2 separate regions of the Homo sapiens genome follow, and region 2 is linked to region 1. A link is a loop called in an ENCODE intact Hi-C map of the cell type or tissue named here. Cell type or tissue: IMR-90. All regions are shown on one strand. Links, peaks and the distances in the headings refer to the core of each region. The heading gives the core; the rest is flanking DNA. Region 1 overlaps COL4A4 (collagen type IV alpha 4 chain). Region 2 overlaps DAW1 (dynein assembly factor with WD repeats 1).

Region 1 (5,381 bases), core at 319-5,318:
TTTTTTTTGTTTATTTTTTATTTTTTAGACAGAGTCTTGCTCTGTTGCCAGGCTGGAGTGCAGTGGTGCAATCTTGGCTCACTGCAACTTCCACCTCCTGTGTTCAAGCGATTCTCCTGCCTCAGCCTCCCAAGTAGCTGGGATTACAGGCACACACCACCATGCCCGGCTAATTTTTGTATTTTTAGTAGAGCCGGGATTTCACCATGTTGACTAGGCTGGTCTTGAATTCCTGGCCTCAAGAGATCTGCCCATCTCGGCCTCCCAAAGTGCTGGGATTACAGGCAAGAGCCACTGCACTCGTCCTCTATCATACAATCTTAATGGCAACGAATAATAATACCAATAATAATAGCTTTCCATTCATTCGGCAAGTAACCATTGAGCACTTGCCACATGCCAGGCATCCAACCAGGCCATGGAGGCCTCAGTCGTAAAGAAGAAAGTCCCTGCAGCCTGGAGCTCAGAGCCAAACCGAGAGACAGACAAGACTCCCCTCCGGCCACTATTTCTGGCTGCCTGAGGAGCGCCAGGCACTGTTTGAGGTGCTCAAGTCACATCAGGGAAAAGATGAGACAAAAATCCTTGCTCCCTCCCCAGGTGGACAATTTGGTGCCCTGGCTTGCTTTGCATGGGAGCATATCGGGGTCAGGGCACAGGGAGCTGTGGGTTAGCACTTGAGCTTGAACCGGGTGGAATTAGAACTCTCCTAGCCACAGTCTGAAGGAGAAGCCTTCTGTCAGTTTCTATGGCTGTGTAACAAATGACCATATACATGGTGGCTTAATACAACAGAAATGTATTCTCTAGAGGCCAGAAGTCCAAAAGCAAGCTGCTGGCACTGCCAGGCTCCCTCCACGGCTCTGGGGGAGAACCTGCTCCTTGCCTCCTTCCACTCCTTCTGGTGTCAGCAGTCCTTGGCATTCCTTGGTTCCTAGCGGCCTCACTTCAGTCTGTGCCTCTGTCTTCACATCGCCTGCTCCTCTATGTGTCCACATCAATCTCCCTCTGCGTCCTCCTTATAAAGGTGCATGTAGTAGCATTTAGGGCCCACCTAAATCACCCAGGAGAAACTCTTCAGCTCAAGAACCTTCACTTTATCAGGTCTTTTGCCGTCTAAGGCAATAGTCACAGGCTCTGGGCTTAAGACATGTCGTATCTTTTTTTGTGGCGCCATTCAGCTCCCTACAAGTGTTCAGACAAGGGGAACAGCCTCCGCTTGAGCCCTGAAGTGGGAAGGAGACAGGCTAGCATGTTTGAGGGACTGAAACGTGACTAGAGAGAAATTTGACCACAGTGGGTAAGGAACCCGGCAGCATGCAATGCAGCTTAAAAAGCAGACAGGGGCAGGGTAGGTTGGCTCATGCCTGTAATCCCAGCACTTTGGGAGGCCAAGGTGGGTGGATCATGAGGTCAGGAGTTCAACATCAGCCTGGCTAACATGGCGAAAACCTGTCTCTACTAAAAAAATACAAAAATTAGCTGGGCATGGTGGTGGGTGCCTGTAATACCAGCTACTGGGGAGGCTGAGGCAGAGAATTGCTTGAACCTGGGAGGCAGAGGCTGCAGTGGGCCGAGATCGTGCCACTGCACTCCAGCCTGGGCGACAGAGTGAGACTCCATCTTAAAAAAAAAAGAAAGAAAGAAAAAAAAAAAAAAGCAGACAGATTTTCCTGCATAATAAGAAATTTTTGAAAGATTTTAAGAAGGGAAGAAGCAGATTGGATTTATGTTATAAGATGATCTGGTGCTGTTTGGAAAATGTGGCTGGTGGCAGGTAGGTAATGTTAGGGAAAACCTGTTATGAGGCTGCTGCAGTCATGCAGGTGGGAAGTCTTGGTGGCTTAGCGAGGGGGTGAGTGTGGAGGGTAGGGAAGTGGATGGGAGGTGGACATATTTGGGAGGCAGACTTGATAGGAATGAGGAGACTCACCTGGCGCAGTTGGGGCAGGCAGTTAGAGGCATGCGGGCCTCCCAGGAGAGGTGTAAGCTGCTGTGCAGACAGTGGTGCCCGCTCAGGAAGCACGTTTCAGGGGCGATCATGAGTCCAGGTTTGGACTTGCAGCGCTTGTGGTCAGTTGGATATGTGACTGGCACTCAGAAAGAAAGGTCTGGGTTAGGGAGGGACACGGAGGGATTGTCTGTGGGTGAAATTGACCACTTGGAAATGGATGCTTTGGCTGGAGAGAAAGTGACAAGAAGCCAGGGCAGCCCTGAAGAGCTCTGGGGGAGACTCCAAACAGGAGGAAGAGGGGGCCACAAGACACAGGTGGGAGCAAATCAAGGCAAGGCCAAGGGGCAGGGATGCTGGAGAACAGGGCAGGCAAGAAGGAGGGAGAGTTGAGTGGGTTAGAGCTAGTCAGGGAGCTTACCAGGAGCCCTTAGCCTTGTTTAGGCCCCGCAGAAGACGCAGATGCCATGTTTTAAAATGGGAAAACCCTTCTCCAATGGCCTGGAGTAAGGGGTGACCTTGTTGTTCAGTGGCAAAGCCATGTCTCCTGGTTCTCAGTGCAGGGTTCTTCCCACTGCACCATGCTGCCTCTTAAGAACACAGTGAAAATCTCGAATGAGTGTTACTCCAGGCTAAATCCCTCAGTTGCCCCTATTTCATTGTGAACAAGTGCGGTTACTTTAAGGTACAAGAAAACACTCTGCCACTGAAGTCCAGTCTCTGGATTGTCTACTGTTGATAACACCTTTTGTTATTTATTTTGATAACTCTTCCTGGCACCTAACGGGCCTTTTTCCTGCAATAGGGGAGGCTCCTGGAGGCACTGCCAAAGGATTCGTGAGTGATGTTGTAGTGTCACCCAGTGGCTGACTGGTTGAATTACAATCAAGCCTTAAAAAGGAGGGAAGCATTAGAAAAGAAAGGAATGATAATAATAATGGATTAAGAATAATGAGACTCATAAAAAGGATGAATATATTTAAAAGAATATTTATTTGTTCATTTTAATTGTGGAAGTTTTAATTGATCATGTAATCCATGAGTATATGTTTAGAATTTATACTGTGCAAGACAGTGGTCAAGATGCTGAGGTGGAAATAAAAACGTTCATGAATCCCTGGCTGCAAAAAGTGTACCAGAGGCCAGGCGCAGTGGCTCATGCCTGTAATCCTGGCACTTTGGGAGGCCGAGGGGGGCGGATCACTTGAGGTCGGGAGTTCGAGACCAGCCTGGCCAACATGGCAAAACGCCATCTCTGCTAAAAATACAAAAATTAGCCAGGCGTGGTGGTGGCCGCCTGTAATCCCAGCTACTTGGGAGGCTGAGGCAGGAGAATTGCTTGAACTGGGAGGCAGAGGTTGCAGTGAGCTGAGATTGCACCACTGTACTCCAGCCTGGGTGACAGAGTGAGACTCTGTCTCAAAAAAAAAAAAAAAAGTATACTAGAAGACATCACCCCAAGCAGATATTAAGCAAAGTAGCATGCACAAGGCAATAATGAAAAATAGGTGATGACGTTATTTAGTCATTAATTATTTTAGGGTAGATGTGGTAGTTTGGAGGGGAGTGAAATTGATGAGGACTGCAGTTAAATGGAAGCAGAAACCTTGAAGTCAGAACTGAACAGCCTCAGGTCCTTTGTCTCATGTCTTTGAGTCTCAGCTTCCTCCTTTGGGAATGAGGTCGTAGATACAGGGATGACTTTCTGCTTTACAGGGTGGTAAGGATTCCATGAGAAGAATGTATTAACACACTGTTGTGTTGTGTCTAGATTTGTACATGGTGGCAGTTATTACTGCTACTGTTATGATTATAATATTTTTGGAGGGATGGCAGAATTTGAGCTACAGGTAAAGAAAGGCTACTCTGACCTCATGGAAACAAGTGTGATTGGGGCAGAGGGTGGGGGTGTGGAAACTGCAGGGAATAAGGTTGGCGGGTGTGCGGAAAGGAGATTGTCCCCATTGCAGGTGTTGGTGAAAGCAATGACACCAGGAAAGGGGTGACTGAAGAAGATTCATTGACGGTTGCATGGGGCAGTGGGGAGAAGATCAGGGTTAAGGAGACGCGAGAGATTGGTGCTTGTGGAACCCGTGCGAGAGTTGACAAGACCATGGGCCAGGTGCTTGGCAGTGGGAGGAAGGTAAGATGGGAGCATGAGATTTGGGTTTTGGTTCAAATCGAGATGTGATTGACTTGGTCATGAGAAGGACATGGAGAATGAGGGAAAGAGGGTGACAAGGCTGGCAGCTGGATGGCGAGCTTAGATGATGCCAGGAACAGAGTTACTCTCTTCAGTGACAGGGAAGGAGGAGGCAGAGGGCTGAGCTCAGCTTTGACCCAATGTGTGAGATGAATTAACAGGGGAAGAGGATGCAAGAAAGTTTCTAGAAAACAGTTGGGGATATAGGATAGGACCAGAAAGTTAAATTTGAGAACCACAAAAAATAGAGGTATTCAATTAATTCAATTAATAACATTGTGTCCTAAAGAAACTTTATAAAAGAACATTGAGTGTATCTGGATAGACTGTTTTTAAGTGTAAAAATAAGAAGAGGCTTGAAGGGATTGAAACGTCACTCCGGGCATGGCATGAGCGTGATTTAGTGGATGAACCCTCCATTGTGCTAGGCTCAGGCTCAGGTAGGGGGAAGAGGAGAGGTTTAGGTGAGAGACTGACTGGTCCAGGTGTGAATCTGAGCTTGCTAGGTGTGAGAGCCTGAATAAGTTACACCTTCCTTCATCTATATGGGGATCATAGCCTACACTATTCAGTGTTGCTGGTTGCATTAAATAAGGTAAGGTATGGAGCATGGCAGCCACATAATCCATAACCAAGCCTAATAAATACATTCCTTCCCCTTCCTGTGACATTTTTTATGATAAATGTCATGGTCTTAAGAGTTCAAGGGTGATTTGGAAAATCTGTATAATTAGTATAACAAAAGCATCTTTCCTGTTTGTTCAGTTTTTCATTTATTTATACCTTGCACTGATTTATACCTTGCATTTATTTATACCTTCTGGCTAAGAAAGAGCAGGAAGTCATGGCAGAAAAAGTGTGGCTGTACCTGTATTTGTAGTTGTTTATTTGTAGTGTTTCTCCTAGTGCTCCTACTGACAAAATGACAAACGATTTCTTAGATTTTTGTCATTCCCCATATGTTTTGGTCCCTGGGGCAACCAGATCATTGCCAGCCAAAAAGGCTGACTTGAAGATTTTGGTTTTTAAAAAGTACAGTACATACCCTCTTATCTTTTGGTCTCTTTTACTAAGTTGTTATGAAATAAAAGTAATTTTATCTTAGCCCTGTTCAAGAGACATTCTAGACTTAGGCAACCGACAAGGGACAAAATCCTAAAGGAATGCCCTGGCTTCAGAAGACAGGGAGGCCGGCGGTTCTGTGTCTGCTCTCATCTCCTTCATCCT
Region 2 (5,381 bases), core at 122-5,121, 750 kb before region 1:
CATCAAACCTCTCAAGTGGCAGCAACTCCAGGATTAAGAGAGCCCCTCTCTCATCAGTTACGGTGTCAAGTGGACTCATTATAAAACTAGAGAGCAGCCCATATAAGAAAGCTCCTTTTGCTTACGGTCTCAGGCCACAAACCTAAAACACAACATTTTTGTTTTGTTTCTTTTGTGATTTTCACCCATTGAGATTATTTTCACCTTATCTGAACTTAGGCTCTCACAGGATAATCACTAGTCTGACTCTCTCTTGAAGTAGGATGTTTGTTTGTTTGTTTGTTTGTTTACAAAGACAGAGTCTTGCTATTTTGTGTTGCCCGGGCTGGTCTCAAACTCCTAGCCTGAAGTGATCCTCCTGCCTCGATCTCCCAAGATGCTGGGATTACAGGTGTGAGCCACCACACTTGGCCTTGGCCTTGAAGTGGAGTTTTGTATGAGATTTCTTTTCTTTTTTTTTAAAGACAGAGTCTCACTTTGTCACCCATGTTGGAGTACAGCACCGCGATCTCAGCTCACTGCAACCTCTGCCTCCTGGGTTCAAGCAATTCTCCTCCCTTAGCCTCCTGAATAGCTGGGACTACAGGCATGCACCACCATGCCTGGCTAATTTTTGTATTTTTAGTAGAGACGGAGTTTCCTCATATTGGCCAGGCTGCTCTCGAACTCCTGACCTCAAGTGACCCTGCTGCCTCGGCCTCCTAAAGTGCTGAAATTACAAGTGTGAGCAACCACGCCCAGCTATTTGCATTAGATTTACTAAAGAGAATGAACTCTGGGTGTTATTACATCACAAGAGGTTTCCTCTGGGCTAATACCAAGCTTCAGTAATAGAGATTAGGTCTCCCTTTTCTGCCCCATGACAATTAATGAGGAGGAACATATGCAGTCAGCCCTATGAAGTATTTAATAAGAAAATAACAGGCTCAGTAATATTCTTAAAACTCAGTAACAAGTACTTCTCAAAAATGTAAAGGTCACTGGTTGGGCACAGAGAATCGCTTGAACTCAGGAGGCGGAGGATGCAATGAGCCGAGATCGAGCCACTGCACTCCAGACTGGGCAACAAGAGTGAAACTCTGTCTCAAAAAAAAAAAAAAAAGGAAAGAAAAAGAAAGAAATTAAGGTCAGCAAAAATAAGGGAAGTCTGAGAAACGGTCGCAGCTTAAGGAAGCTTAAGGACACATGATGGCTAAATGTCATGTAGGATTCTGGATGGAATCCTGGAACAGAAGAAAGGAATTAGGGAAAAACTAAGAAAAACTGAATAAAGTGGGCCTTAGCTAATAATTATGTATCATACTGGTTCATTAATCCTAATAAATGTACACCGCTAATCTGAGATGTTAACATCAGGGGAATCGGGGTGTGGAAACTCTACCTTCACGGCCTTTCTAAAATCATAAACTAAAAGGTTTATTTTTTTAAGACCTTAGAAAAAAAAGAAAAGAGTGATAACCCTTTTCCCACTTCCTCTTCATTCAGCAAGACCCTCAGATACAACTCCCTGAAACAAACAGAAACTAACACACCACAGAAGAACAATTTTTAAAACATAATGTATTATCTGCAGTTTATGCAGCTCATCCACACATCACTCTGTGTCAAGGCTTCCCAGTGAACATTTATTTGTTGAATCCTACAGCTTACTTACCTGGGACCAAGATCAAGCAAATCTATGGACTTAGTCTTTAATTCTCCATGTTTTTCATATTCCAACATAATTCCTATAGAAATAAACAAACATGTTATAAAACACTTACGATAACCACCTATGTCAAAAGTTAACCTACCTTGCCACAGTTTTTTCCATTTTTATTTTTAAAATTTTTAATTTTTTAACAAAAAATAAGCAGTGATATCTAGTTCCAAAACAAGATCATGTAGACAAACTTTTCCCTGGTCCTTCCCTCTAAATATAACTAAATACCCTTGAAATTGTCCAATAGACAATGAAAAAATAATAGAAAGTTGGATGGAAGAAGGTAGACTGGCTATAGGTTTCAGGGCTTGAGGAACGACTACATGGTGAGATTCCCGGATTTTCTTTTTATCACCGCATTCCACACCCCAAAACTAGGACAAGAGGGCCCTATTCCCTGACCCACAAATGGGGCCCCTGCAAGCAGTCTGATCCCCCAGTGGAAGCTTGGGGCTGTTCCAGTTCCCAGTGCACATTCTGGGCCCCAGCAGGCAGTTGGATCTGGCTGCAGCCCCATCAACAAAGTCCTGGGACCTCCCAGACCCCACTCCACAGCCAGGCCATTGGTGGACAGTCCTATCCACTTGCAAAAGGGGCAACGGTGACATCCAGGGATGTCTCAGACCTCATTCCACAACCAGGCACTGAGGCAGCCTCAGCAAAGCCCTGCGTTTCCCTGCCTTCCAGCCAGCAGCATAATCAGGCCGGGAAGTGACCAGGAAGGCCACTCAGTGACAGCAGGCCTACTAGGGAAGTACCTTCTGCGCCCTGCAGGTGGCGCCAGCAGTGACTGAGCAGGAGCCTTAGCAGTACCCGAAAAAACAAAGGACAGTAACATTGCAAGAGCCTAGGAAACTACAGACACCATTGTAACCAACGCCCGCAAAAGTAGCCCAAGAGCACATATGACAAATCTAAGCAGATTTCGCCAAATTAGAAGGTTTAGATAGGATCAAGGATCCCCGTAATAATCAAAACGTCTAGGATACAATTTTTTAAAAATCACCTATTATACCAAGGACAATCAACAAACACCAATACCAAGATGAATCAGAGGTTGGAATCATCTGACAAGGACTTTAAAGAAGATATTATAAAAATCCTTCAATAATCATTTACAATTTCACTTGAAACAAATGAAAAAATGGAAAATCCCAGAAAATATTTATTAAACCAAATGAGGATTATAGAATTGAAAAATATGATAATGAAAATAAAAAACTTGCTAAGCGAGTTCAAAAGTAGAGATGACAGAGAATAGAATCTGTGAACTTGAAGATGGATCCATAGAATATATTCCATCCGAACAGCCCAGCGCTAATAAAAACTGGACAGAGCCTCCTAACCACCTTACTCTACTGCCTCTGCCTGTGGATATAAACTAGTACATCTCAAAAATTTGGCTTCAGGATCACCTTACACTCTTAAAAATTATTTAGGACACCAAAGAGTTTTTGGTTTTTTTCCATATTAAAAACTAAAATTGAGAAATTTTTTAAATATTTATTAAGTTGTTTTAAAACAACAGTAATTCATAGCATGTTATTTTTATAAAGTTTTTGTAAAAATAACTATATTTTCTTGCCCCTAAAAAGAGTAAGAAGAGTAGCACTGTTTTATACTTTAACAAATCTCTAATATCTGGCTTAAGACAATGGATTCTCATCTCTGCTTCTGCATTCAAGCTTCTGCTAAATGTTTTAGACAAAGTATAAGAAAAGAATGTAGTCAGACACTGATACATAGTTGAAAAATGAAGGAGTATTATAATTGCCTTTTTATATCATTGTGAACATTTTTTGATATTAAAACTCAACAAATGGTAACTTCTTAAAATTAGTTGCAATATAGAATCTGAAACCATATTAGTGAATTTTCCATATACTTGCATTAAACCTCATTGGTCTATTTCACACTTTTGATGGATCTTTTATTCATGCATGGTCCATGCATAATCATGCACTGGACATTTGAAAAATACTGATCTACTAAGTTATGCATATATTGTAACTGTTGACATATTTCATCACACAATATCAGAAAGTAACATTTACCATTTTCACTACCAATTTTTATCATAAGAAAACTCTTACTGTTGGTAAGCTGTCAAGATTATGGTGGTAAACAAAAGTTTTCTGAACTTATACTTTTTGCTTGAAAGCTAAAATACATCACTAGCAAGAAATGCTGGTATTTTTGCTTGAAAGTTGTGGGCTCACATTCTTCATTTTCAAGAAAATGTCTGCCAAAATGTCTGAGTCTGAAAACCATGTTGTTTCTCAGTCACTCTTTCAAGTAAAAATGCTTTTCCATGAAAAAAAGTTGGTTCATCTCGTAATTCAAGCAACCACCTATATTTTCCTTAAGACAACTGTATTAGTTTGTTTTTATATTGCTATAAAGAACTGCCCAAGACTGGGTAATTTATAAAAGAAAGAGGTTTAATTGACTCACAGTTCCTCATGGCTGGGGAGGCCTCAGGAAACTTACAATCATGGTGGAAGGAAAGGAGGAAGCAAGGCACCTTCTTCACAAGGTGGCAGGAAGAGAATGAATGCAGGAGGAACTACCAAACAATTATAAAACCATCAGATCTTGTGAGAACTCACTCACTATCATGAGAACAGCATGGGGGAACCTCCCCCTGATCCAATTACCTCCACCTGGTCTCTCCCTAGACATGTGGGGATTGTGGGGATTATGGGAATTATAATTCAACATGAGATTTGGGTGAGGACACAAAGCCTAACCATATCAACAACTATCAGACTTCACTGTAGAGCAGAAGTGCTTTCTTAGTACTTCCTATTTCATCACCTGGAATACTCAAAATACATGCACTCCTATGTTAATATTTTGCTACATTAATAATTTTTACTGCTTCATCAAGGAAATCCTCAAGCAAAACTAGGTTGTTCTGTTGGGATTTTTTTGATGTTTTCCTATTGTGAGTGTGTGTCAGTGAAGAATAAATACAGTGACCACTATTAGAGTTTGGTGTCACTGCCTCGATTTGTAGTAAGGCACCAGCAGTTTCACCTTCCACTGCTTCTGCACCATTAGTGACAATGTCAGCACAGTGTAGAAAAGGAAGTAACATCTTATTGTTATTATGAAAAATAAGTTTGACCTTGAGACCCTGCTGAAAGTGTTCAAGGGTTCCCAGGAGTCCTCTACAGTTTGAGAATCACTGCTATAGACCATAGTTTGATATAACAGATATAATTCTAGCAGTATTTCAGATCAAGGGAAAATAGGAAATGTTGCCAAAACACTCTATTTACTTTTCAAAAGCACTGAGCCATTGAGAAAGAATGTGGCAGAGGCCAAGTGCAGTGGCTCACGCCTGTAATCCCACCACTTTGGGAGGCCAAGGCAGGTGGATCACTTGAGGTCAGGAGTTTGAGATCAGCCTGGCCAACATGCTGAAACACCGTCTCTAATAAAAATACAGAAATTAGCTGGCATGACGGCAGGCACCTGTAATCCAAGCTACTTGGGAGGCTGAGGAAGGAGAATCGCTTGAACCCAGGAGGTGGAGGTTCCAGTGAGACAAGATTGCACCACTGCACTCCAGCCTGGGCGACAGAGTGAAACTCTATCTCAAAAAAAAAAAAAAAAAAAAAAAAAAAGAATGTGGCAGAGTTAAAAAGTGTATACTTGGCATCAGATAGATCCT

Evidence for each region. Peaks named below come from ENCODE experiments on the same cell type or tissue, not always from the same donor. Only the 100,000 strongest peaks of a DNase experiment are listed, where the experiment ranks them.
Region 2: a loop joins it to region 1, with 20 times the contacts of the local background. A loop is called at or near these places in 6 of 110 quality-filtered maps.

The regions. Positions count from the first base shown.
Region 1 is chr2:227,127,419-227,132,799 of GRCh38, reverse strand. All of the region lies in intron 4 of COL4A4 (collagen type IV alpha 4 chain), which reads left to right. Among named protein-coding and RNA genes, the nearest start is that of COL4A4, 34 kb to the left of the region's middle. In IMR-90, for the core only: a CTCF peak has its summit at 2,809 (motif pointing left); a DNase peak (open chromatin) is centred at 2,789; H3K27me3 peaks cover 2,161 bases.
Region 2 is chr2:227,881,697-227,887,077 of GRCh38, reverse strand. DAW1 (dynein assembly factor with WD repeats 1) reads right to left here. Exons shown (of 13, transcript NM_178821.3): 2 at 1,655-1,727. Among named protein-coding and RNA genes, the nearest start is that of DAW1, 13 kb to the right of the region's middle. In IMR-90, for the core only: a CTCF peak has its summit at 2,474 (motif pointing right); a DNase peak (open chromatin) is centred at 2,497.